Linked DNA regions of Homo sapiens: region 2 is linked to region 1. A link is a loop called in an ENCODE intact Hi-C map of the cell type or tissue named here. Cell type or tissue: heart left ventricle. All regions are shown on one strand.

Region 1 (5,000 bases):
AACCTCTGCCTCCCGGGTTCAAGTGATTCTCCTGCCTCAGTCTCCCTAGTAGCTGGGATTACAGGTGCCCGCCACCATGCCCAGCTAATTTGTTCTATTTTAGTAGAGATGAGGTTTCACCATGTTGGCCAGGCTGGTCTTGAAATTCTGACTTCAGGTGATCCTCCCACCTTGGCCTCTGAAAGTGCTGGGATTACAGGCGTGAGCCACTGTGCCCAGCCCTGAGAGCAGGGTTTTTGTTTGTTTGTTTTTGTTTGTTTGTTTTACTATATATAAATAAGAATGTTCATGAATAGTTTCTGAATTTTGTAGGAATCAAGTAGGGAGAAAAAATGAATAAGTTCCACCTTTGTTCACAAAGGACCCTTGATCGAGTTATTGCAAATGTCGATCAAAAGAGTCAAACTCTGTACAATATTTAAGAGACTTATTCTGAGCCAAAGATGAATGACCACGGCCCGTGACACAGCCCTTAGGAGATCCTGAGAACATGTACCCAAGACTGTCAGGTCACAGCTTGGATTTATACATTTTAGGGAGACGTGACGCATCAATCAATACGTGCAAGATATATGTTGGTTTGGTCCAGAAAGATGGGACAACTCAAAGCAGGGGCTTCCAGGCTATAGGTACATTTAAAATTTTCCTGGTTGACAATTGGTTGAGTTTATCTGAAGACCTGGGATCAACACAAAGGAAATGTTCATGTTAAGATAAAGGATTGTGGAGACCAAGTTTTATTGTGCAGAGGAAGCTCTCAGATAGTAGGCTGTAAAATCTTTCTTTTTCTTTTTTTTTTTTTTTTTTGAGATGGGGTCTTGCTGTGTTGCCCAGGCTGGAGTGCAGTGGAGTGATCTCAGCTCACTGCAACCTCTCCCTCCTGCGTTCAAGTGATTCTCCTGCCTCAGCCTCCTGAGCAGCTGGGATTACAGGCGTGCACCACCACGCCTGGCAAATTTTTGTATTTTTGTAGAGACAGGGTTTCATCACGTTGGCCAGTCTGGTCTTGAACTCCTGACCTCAAGTGATCCACATGCCTCGGCCACCCAAAGAGCTGGGATTACAGGTGTGAGCCACTGCACTGGCCTGAAGTGTTTCTTATCTAACATAAAAGGGTGCCTGGTTCTTAGTTGATTATCTCCTGGATCTGGAAAGAAGTTAGAAAAAAGGGAAAATGGGATTCTCTACAGAATGTAGATTTTTTCCACAGGAGACAACTTTGCAGGGCAGTTTCAAGATATGGCAAGCAAATATATTTGGGGTTAAAATATTTTGATTTCTTCTCTTATTTGTTATGTGAGGTTATGCCAGAGTCAGGTCAGAAAGCAGACCACGCTATAGGGTTAAAATTAAAGCCTCTCTGATGAGACTTTATGGTTTGTAGGGTGTGACTCCCCAGGCCCCTTAGGGAGGAATTTGAGCAAAATAAGAACAAAAAAAATCAGAGTTTAGTCCTCACAAACTATAGGCAGGTTATGACAGAAAATTTCCTTGAATCTGCAAAACAAAATGAGGTGATAGTCTCACATTTAAGTCATAAAAACATTATTCATATCAATTACTTAATTTCATGTAATTATTTTTGTTTTGCTCAATCTTTTTATTTATTTATTTTTAAGACAGAGTCTCGCTCCATCACCCAGGCTGGAGGGCAGTGGTGCAATCTTGGGTCACTGCAACCTCCACCTCCCATGTTCAAGCGATTCTCCTGCCTCAGCCTCCTGAGTAGCTGGGATTACAGTTGCCCGCCACCACACCAGGCTAATTTTTTTGTATTTTTAGTAGAGGCAGGGTTTCACCTTGTTGGCCAGGCTGTTCTCAAACTCCTGGCCTCAAGTGATCCATCCACCTTGGCCTCCCCAAGTGCTGAGATTACAGGTGTGGGCGACAAGCCACCCAGGTGCCAAGGCAAGAGACTGAGGGCACAAGCTGTCCCAGTATAATAAAGAAAATATATAGAATAAGAATAGTTATACTAGAAATAGATTATAGATATGATTGTATATGAGTATCATTAATCATTAGTTTGTAGCATCACTCTTTATTCCAATATTATAATAATCTTTGTTCTATAATTATAACCCAGGAAAAACCAGGCCATACAGAGATAGGAGCTGAAGGGGCACGGTGAGAAGTGACCAGATGAGTGTGAGCCCTCTGTTACGCCTGGACAGGGCCACTAGAGGGCTCCCTGGTCTAGTGGTAACACCAGCACCTGGGAAGGCATCCATTACCTAGCGGACCTTGGTCTAGGCGTAGCATCAGTGCCTGGGGAAGGCACCCGTTACTTAGCAGACTGGGAAAGGGAGTCTCCCTTTTCCTGGGGGAGTTAGAGAAGACTCTGCTCCACCACCTCTTGTGGAAGGCCTGACATCAGTCAGGCCCACCTACAGCCATCTGGTGGCCTGTCTCCCTGTGATGCTGTGCTTCAGCGGTCACGCTCCTGTTTCACATTCATGTTATGCTCCGTACACCTGGCTCTGCCTTCTAGATAGCAGTAGCAGTATTAGTGAAAGTATTAAAGTCTTTGATCTTTCTGAGAAGAGCATAGAAGAAATAATGATGTAAGCTGTCCTCTGTCTCTCCGCCTTGGCTACCTAAAGGGAAAGGCCCCCTGTCTGGTGGACACTTCACTCGCGTGACTTTATCAATCATTGGAGATGACTCACACTCCTTACCCTGCCCCTTTTACCTTGTATCCAATAAATAACAGTGCGGTCAGGCATTTGGGGCCACTACCGGTCTCCACACCTTGGTGGTAGTGGTCCCCTGGGCCCAGCTGTGTTTTCTTCTATCTCTTTGTCTTGTGTATTTATTTCTACCATCTCTCATCTCCACACATGAAGAGAAAAAACCCACATATCCTGTAGGGCTGGACCCTACAACAAGCGTGAGCCACTGCACCTGGCCAGTTTTGCTCAATCTTAATTAGCAATTTTGGACCATAGCCAATTGTGAATGCTTCCAGAGAAGAATTTAAAACAACTGTGGGTGGCAGGGCATGGTGGCTCACGCCTATAATCCCAGCATTTTGGGAAGCCAAGACGGGAGAATCACTTGAGCTCAGGAGTTTGAGACCAGCCTGGGAAACATGAGACCTTGTCCTTATAAAAAAATAAAGACAATTAGCTGGGCACAGTGGAGCACCCCTGTAGTCCCAGCTACTCAGGAAGCTGAGGTGGGAGGATCACTTGAGCCTGGGAGGTTAAGGCTGAAGTGAGCTGTGATCACGCCACTGTACTCCAGCCTGGGCAATAGAGTGAGACCCTGACTGAAAAATAAGAATTAACTGTGGGTGACAAAAGCCCAGAGCAGCCAGTCAGAGATCTGATGACAATTTACAATTGACAGGAAATTTCAGCATTTCTTTTTTTTTCCTTTTTCTTTTTGAGACGGAGTCTCACTCTGTCACCCAGGCTGGAGTGCAGTGGCGCATTCTCAGCTCACTGCAAGCTCCGCCTCCCAGGTTCACACCATTCTCCTGTCTCAGCCTACCGAGTAGCTGGGACTACAGGTGCCCACCACCATGCCCGGCTAATTTTTTATATTTTTAGTAAAGACAGGGTTTCACCATGTTAGCCAGGATGGTCTCAATCTCCTAACCTCGTGATCCACCCGCCTCGGCCTCCCAAAGTGCTGGGATTACAGATGTGAGCCACCGTGCCCGGCCAGAAATTTCAGCATTTCTCTGGCATACAACCATGTGACACAACCATCACAGTCATGACACATATCTTGGCATATCAGAGTTTTAGGAATCTCAAACCTTTTCCCCTGTGTTAGTGACACACTTACACAAACATTACTTAAAGGAAGTTAAACACCGTTTCTATTTGACAATGCTTCCCATATTATTTACCAAGTAAGCCTGATCATTTAATATCTCCAAAAGATCAGAGACAAAACCTTTGAGGCTTGTTCCAGGAGGCCCTTTTGGTAGAATCTCAAAGTTGATTTTAGGCCAGATGGCTTAATTTAGGATTTGGATCCTGGGGAATTCTGCCAAAGAGGATGTCAAAAAGTTCAAATGGCTTCCTTCAACAGAATCAGAGATCACTGCCGAATAATAGTTACTCGTTTAACCACAGTGACAATCAAAAGAATTCAAAAGCAACACGAAAAGTTACATGCATGGAAAAACCTTAACACTTTAAAGCTCAGTCTCCCTAAGCAATCTGTGTTTCCTAGGCTGGTGAGCAGGGGAATACATTAGTAATACCATGGGAAGTCCTGGTTACATGAAACAACTCAGACACATTAAGAAAAACCAAGAACACAGAATCAGTTTATACTGGCGTAAAGCTGCTTTTCTAGACCTTTGAGATAAACCTGAAACCAAAGAAATTAGACTGATCTTAAGAAGGAATATGACAGAAACAGAAACTAATTTGTAATTCAGAGAATGGCTATTAACGAAGCAGGTTTTAGAAATAAATATCAAAACCTCTTGGAACTTTACTAAGAGTGAATTAATGTCTTAAGAAACTGCTGTTTTTTGTTTGTTTGTTTTTAAGACGGAGTCTCGTTCTGTCACCCAAGCTGAAGTGCAGTGGTGTGATCTCGGCTCACTGCAAGCTCCGTCTCCTGGGTTCACGCCATTCTCCTGCCTCAGCCTCCTGAGTAGCTGGGACTGCAGGTGCACGCCCCCAAGCCTGGGTAATATTTTGTATTTTTAGTAGAGACGGGGTTTCACCATGTTAGCCAGGTTGGTCTCAAATCTCCTGACCTCATGATCCACCTGCCTCGGCCTCCCAAAGTGCCTGGATTACAGGCATGAGCCACTGCGCTCAGCCGAAACCACTGTTGTTTTAACACAGGGGACCAAAATTGTAAGTTATGTATCATGTGTTTTAACATTCAAATTCATTCTCTAGAAAAACTGTTACAGGCCAGGCATGGTGGCTCATGCCTGTAATCCCAGCACGTTGGGAGGCCAGGATCACCTGAAGTCAGGAGTTCAAGACCAGCCTGGCCAACATGGTGAAACCCCATCTCTACTG
Region 2 (5,000 bases), 45 kb after region 1:
GCCCACCAGCCTCCTCACCTGGGAGCAGGGCCACATGATGGTGGCAAAAATAACTCCCTTTGACAAAGTGTGAAGGGGGCAGAGGGAGGAGGGAAGCTGAGCCCCAGCGCTAGGAAGGAGCTCTGAGAGGGTTCTGAGCTCTGGGTCACCCTCACTCACTGGGGACACAGCAGTCACGGGCTCTGCCCTCATGAGTGCGTACCCACTGCCAGCAGCAGCAACTCACACTGGGTGAAGTAGCTCCCAGAGCGGTAAGGGCCGGGAGCTGGACTGACTCCCAACACACCCAGTCCCCTCCAAAGCCTGCCACAACCCTCCAGGCTGAGGACTCCCCCAGCCCCTCCCTCAACCCTGCGCTCTGTCCTCAGGTCCCTGCATGGTATCAGCGATGCTTCTTCACCCCATTTCCGAGGCCGGGTGCGTTCCCGCCAGCCCCAGTCCTCAGGCATTTCTCTGAGTCTCCGCCCACCGCCCCCCGTCTGGGTCCCCATGGCGGGCACTGCGGCAGCAGGTGGGCAGCCTCCCCGGGTTAGCATGCAGGAGCACATGGCCATCGATGTGAGCCCGGGCCCCATCCGGCCCATCCGCCTCATTTCCCACTACTTCCCGCACTTTTACCCTTTTGCGGAGCCTGCCCTGCACCCTCCGAACCTGCGCCCCGCAGCGGCGTCCGCCGTCCGCTCTGCACCCCAGCTGCAGCCCGACCCAGAGCCAGAAGGAGACTCAGACGACAGCAGTGAGTAGGGGCGGGAAGAGGGGGACACCCTGAGCTCAGCCCAGCCAGGAGGGGGAGTGGGGTGTCCCTACCATCTGGCCATGGAGGGGCAAGGCAGGAAGCACGTGCCATGGGTGGGGGCAGACTGAGCTGAGGTAGGAGGTGACGCTGCCTTCCACCTGCCTCTAGCTGCCCTGGGCACCCTGGAGTTCACACTTCTTTTTGAAGCGGACAACAGTGCCCTGCATTGCACGGCTCATCGTGCCAAGGTGAGGATGGGGGTGGGTGTTCCTGGGACAGAGGGCTGGGGCACGGGCCTGTCTCATACCCACTGTCTGTTCCCAGGGCCTCAAGCCATTGGCCTCAGGCTCCGCGGATGCCTATGTCAAAGCCAATCTGCTGCCAGGGGCCAGCAAGGTGAGGGCAAGCCCCAGGCCCCCACTGCTGCCCTCTGGTGGAACACCCAGCCTGGGGCACCCACTTGGCTCTGCTTGGCTCCTCCCCATCCTGCAAGGCCTAGGTCTCAGTTGCTGGGATGTGCAAATAGTGGGGGGTCCTACCAGGGAGGTAGGGTTGGGGGTTACAGGACGGTCTTAGCCCTAGGAGGCCCTGACCCACCCGGCTTGGGCCCTAGGCCAGCCAGCTTCGGACACACACCGTTCGGGGCACGAGGGTACCTGTCTGGGAGGAGACACTCACCTATCACGGCTTCACCCGCCAGGATGCTGAGTGCAAGACCCTTAGGTGAGGATCTGGCCTGGGCCACCTGGGGGTGGAGCAGAGGGATGGGGCTGGCCTGGCCAGGTCTGACCTGGGCGGCCACCAGGCTGTGTGTGTGCGAGGACCCATGGTACAGCGACAGTGGCAGGCACCTTCCCTGGGGGAGCTGCGGGTGCCCCTGAGGAAGCTGGTGCCAAACCGAGCCAGGAGCTTTGACATCTGTCTGGAGAAGCGGAGGCTGGTGAGTGGGGCTGGAGCACAGGTGGGACTGCAGAGGCCAGGAACCTGTGATGGGGGGAGCTGGAGGGGAGGAACAGGGAGGGGGATCTGGGCAGCATCTGGCCAGGATGACCGGGCTCTCTGCCCTTTCAGGCCAAGAGGCCCAAGAGCCTGGACACAGCCTGTGGCATGTCCCTCTATGAGGTGGGTAGGACAACTGGGCTGAGCAGAGATGAGGGGGCAGGCCTGGTGGCAGGGGCGTAGGGGACTTGGAGGAACCTGAGGCCAGCTCTCATAGGCCCTGTGAGCCCTCATTGTCACAGGGGACAGCCAGGTGACAAAGTGAGGGTGACTCCCTTGCCAGGGCAGCCCAGAGGAGCTGTGGGGCACTGGGACAAGCAGAGTCCCTGGGGGCGCAGCTGGGCAGAGACCTGCCTTGAGGCAGAGGCTGAAACTGGCGGCATTTGTCCACGGCCCGAGATGGGAGGCTGGGCGAGGTGGAAGAGAGGACAGATGGGTGGGGCTCCCTGGCTGGGGTCTGGCCTGAGGGGAGTGTGGGGGCCACTCCTGGGGCAGGCTGTCCTAGACAGGCCCTTGTCCGGAGGCAGTGAGGGTGACTGGCAGGGGTTTGACGCCACTAGAGACCAAAGACCTAGTTAGAACCCCTGTGGTCGGTGGGGGAGGCAGCTGGGAGGCTGAGAGCGGGGCCCTCTACCAGCTCCTCCCCAAAGTGCCGGGTGCCCCGCCCCCTGGTGGAGCCACAAGTTGCTGCAGCTGTCGATTAGCTAAGCCCAAGTGGCTGAAGCCCACCAAGGTGGCATGGACAGGCCACTTCACCCAGCGCCAGCCCCGTGTACCCTCCGCCCCAGATCCCAAGCACAACAGCGCCCGGAGCATGGTGGGTGCCCACAGAGCACTTCCGCATTCCTGAGAACCGCCTGTGAGCAAGGTGGTGGGGCTTTCCGCAAATGGAAACCTACCCTGCGGGTGAGAGCAGTGCATCCTCCCCGGGCTTCCTCCCTGAGCCTGTTCAGAAGCACCAGGGCCCAGAGTGTGACAAACGACACTCAGCATCTGGTCCCCAGGGAAATAGGGGGTGAAGAGGGTGGGGTTTTGAAGAGATCTGCTTCTCCTTGGGAAGTGAACATCCTCTCAGAGCCGCTTGCCTACAGGGGTGGCTACACACACTGGATGGGAGGCCACTTAGGGAGCTACTGGCATGTCAGCCAGTTCGCTTCCCCTCCATGACAGACGTATCTGACTGGTCATGTGGTCAGCAAGCCTCGCCTTTGGTCAGGCCCTGGAGGGTACAGCTGACCCATAGGGCCACTTCCATGGCACTGGGCAAGTGGCTGTATTGGAAATGAAGTCGTTGCCCCCGATTTCTTTGGGGCCAGGTTGAGCTTTCCTGCCCAGAGCACGGAGGCTAAAGGGGGTGGGCTTTGGACTGGATTGGGGCTGACCTCAGCCTACACCTGCAGGAGGAGGTGGAGACAGAGGTGGCCTGGGAGGAATGTGGGCACGTCCTACTGTCACTGTGCTACAGCTCTCAGCAGGGTGGCTTGCTGGTAGGTGTGCTGCGCTGCGCCCACCTGGCCCCCATGGATGCCAATGGTTACTCGGACCCCTTCGTGCGCCTGTGAGTGAACTGGGGTAGGCAGGCGGGAGGTGAGGATAAGGCGGTGACTCCTCACCTCTCCAGGGCCACACCTAACCCGCCAATCTTCCCCGATCAGTTTCCTGCATCCAAATGCAGGGAAGAAATCTAAATTCAAAACCAGTGTTCACAGGAAGACCCTGAACCCCGAGTTCAATGAGGTGAGCCAGGGCCAGGCAGGTCCCAGCCAACCCTGGCCTTGACATGCTGAGCCACTACCCTACCGTGGCCTGCTTCTTAAGCTGTGGGAGAGCCGAGGCTGCCTCCTTCCCGCCTCTCTGCCCTTCTCCCTGCAGGAATTCTTTTACTCAGGCCCACGGGAGGAGCTGGCCCAGAAGACGCTGCTGGTGTCTGTGTGGGACTATGACCTAGGCACGGCTGATGACTTCATTGGTGAGTGGGAACATGAGGAGCTGGGGTGGGGGCCCAGTAGGCTCCTGGCGGTTCCTGACCCATCCCCCATGGCAGGCGGGGTGCAGCTGGGCAGCCATGCCAGTGGGGAGCGCCTGCGGCACTGGCTTGAGTGCCTGGGCCACAGTGACCACCGCCTGAAGCTGTGGCACCCGCTGGACAGCAAGCCTGTCCAGCTCAGCGACTAGCCCATGGGCCCTGCCTGCCGCCCCTCCACTACAGCTGCCTGAAACGTCCCCACAAAAATGATGGCGGCTGGGGCTGCCTTACCCTCATGCCCAGCCCCAAGTCAGAGAGGTGTTTCCTCTCTCCCCGCTTTCACATTCACCCCACCCCAAATCATGGAGCCGAAATAAACATCTCCTTCAAGCCAGATGAGACCCTGTCCTTTCTCTGGCCATGGGCCAGACTGGACCCTGTTCTCCCCTCCCACCCTTGAGGATCGTGTGCTGGGTAAAGGGTAAAGAGCACAGTCACAGCAGCGGCAGCTGGAGGGTGGGCAGCACTCGCTTTATTGTCCAGCATTCCACATGGATAGACGCAGGACAGCAGGCCAGGGTGGTGGGCTAAGAGGCAGCCTGCCGGGCCTGATGCTGCTGGGCAAACCGCTGCATCCGCTCCTCGAGCTCCGGCCGAAAGTGGCGGATCAGACCCTGGGGTCGGTGGGGGGACCATGTGAAACAGAGTCCAAAAATCCCCCAACACCCTGGGCCCTTGATGCCACCCACCCTCCGTGCTACGCAGAAGGGTGGTGAATACCTGCACAGGCCAGGCGGCCCCGTCACCCAGAGCACAAATCGTATGGCCTTCTATCTGCTTGCTGATCTCCCACAGGGAGTCGATCTCGGCCGGCCGGGCATCCCCCCTCACGAAACGTGCCATCACCTTGTTCATCCAGTCCACACCTGCAGCCACAGCCACAAGAGAGGGCCTGATGATCTCCCCAGCCAGGATGTGGGGCGGCGCTTGAGGGCTGCAGGCCACGTGGTGGGGAGGAGGTTAAATGAAGCCACAGCAAGCAAGCCCCCAACCTGCCCGATGCTCACCCTCACGGCATGGGGTACACTGGCCACAGCTCTCGTGCTTATAGAACTCAATGAGGCGGGCGATGGCTTTCACGATGTCCGTCTGGGTGACGAGGGGCAATTAGCAGGCACCCACGGCCAGACAGAAGCCTGGGCCTCAGCCCCCTAGCAGCAGCCCCTCCCCCAGTTCCAGAAGCTCTTCCCAGCCCACCCAGCGTTCTGGCCTCCTCCAGCCTCCCTGGGCCCCCTGTGC

The links. Peaks named below come from ENCODE experiments on the same cell type or tissue, not always from the same donor. Only the 100,000 strongest peaks of a DNase experiment are listed, where the experiment ranks them.
Region 2: it touches region 1 in a loop (2.2-fold over the local background); 24 of 110 quality-filtered maps call a loop at or near these places.

Annotation. Positions count from the first base shown.
Region 1 is chr11:67,656,794-67,661,793 of GRCh38, reverse strand. No RefSeq gene overlaps it. Among named protein-coding and RNA genes, the nearest start is that of ACY3, 8.6 kb to the right of the region's middle. RefSeq lists an enhancer at 2,263-2,492. In heart left ventricle, CTCF peaks have their summits at 1,977 and 2,194 (motif pointing right); a DNase peak (open chromatin) is centred at 2,183.
Region 2 is chr11:67,611,747-67,616,746 of GRCh38, reverse strand. It overlaps NDUFV1 (NADH:ubiquinone oxidoreductase core subunit V1), which reads right to left. Exons shown (of 10, transcript NM_007103.4): 8 at 4,769-4,850; 9 at 4,482-4,627; 10 at 4,193-4,375. The coding sequence ends at 4,289. It also overlaps the pseudogene DOC2GP. Among named protein-coding and RNA genes, the nearest start is that of NDUFV1, 7.3 kb to the right of the region's middle. RefSeq lists enhancers at 1-235, 752-1,267, 1,268-1,783, 1,957-2,026, 1,784-2,297 and 4 more. In heart left ventricle, CTCF peaks have their summits at 1,168 (motif pointing left) and 2,411 (motif pointing left); DNase peaks (open chromatin) are centred at 676, 1,166, 2,476, 4,555 and 1 weaker place; H3K4me3 peaks cover 738 bases; H3K27ac peaks cover 418 bases; H3K27me3 peaks cover 1,504 bases.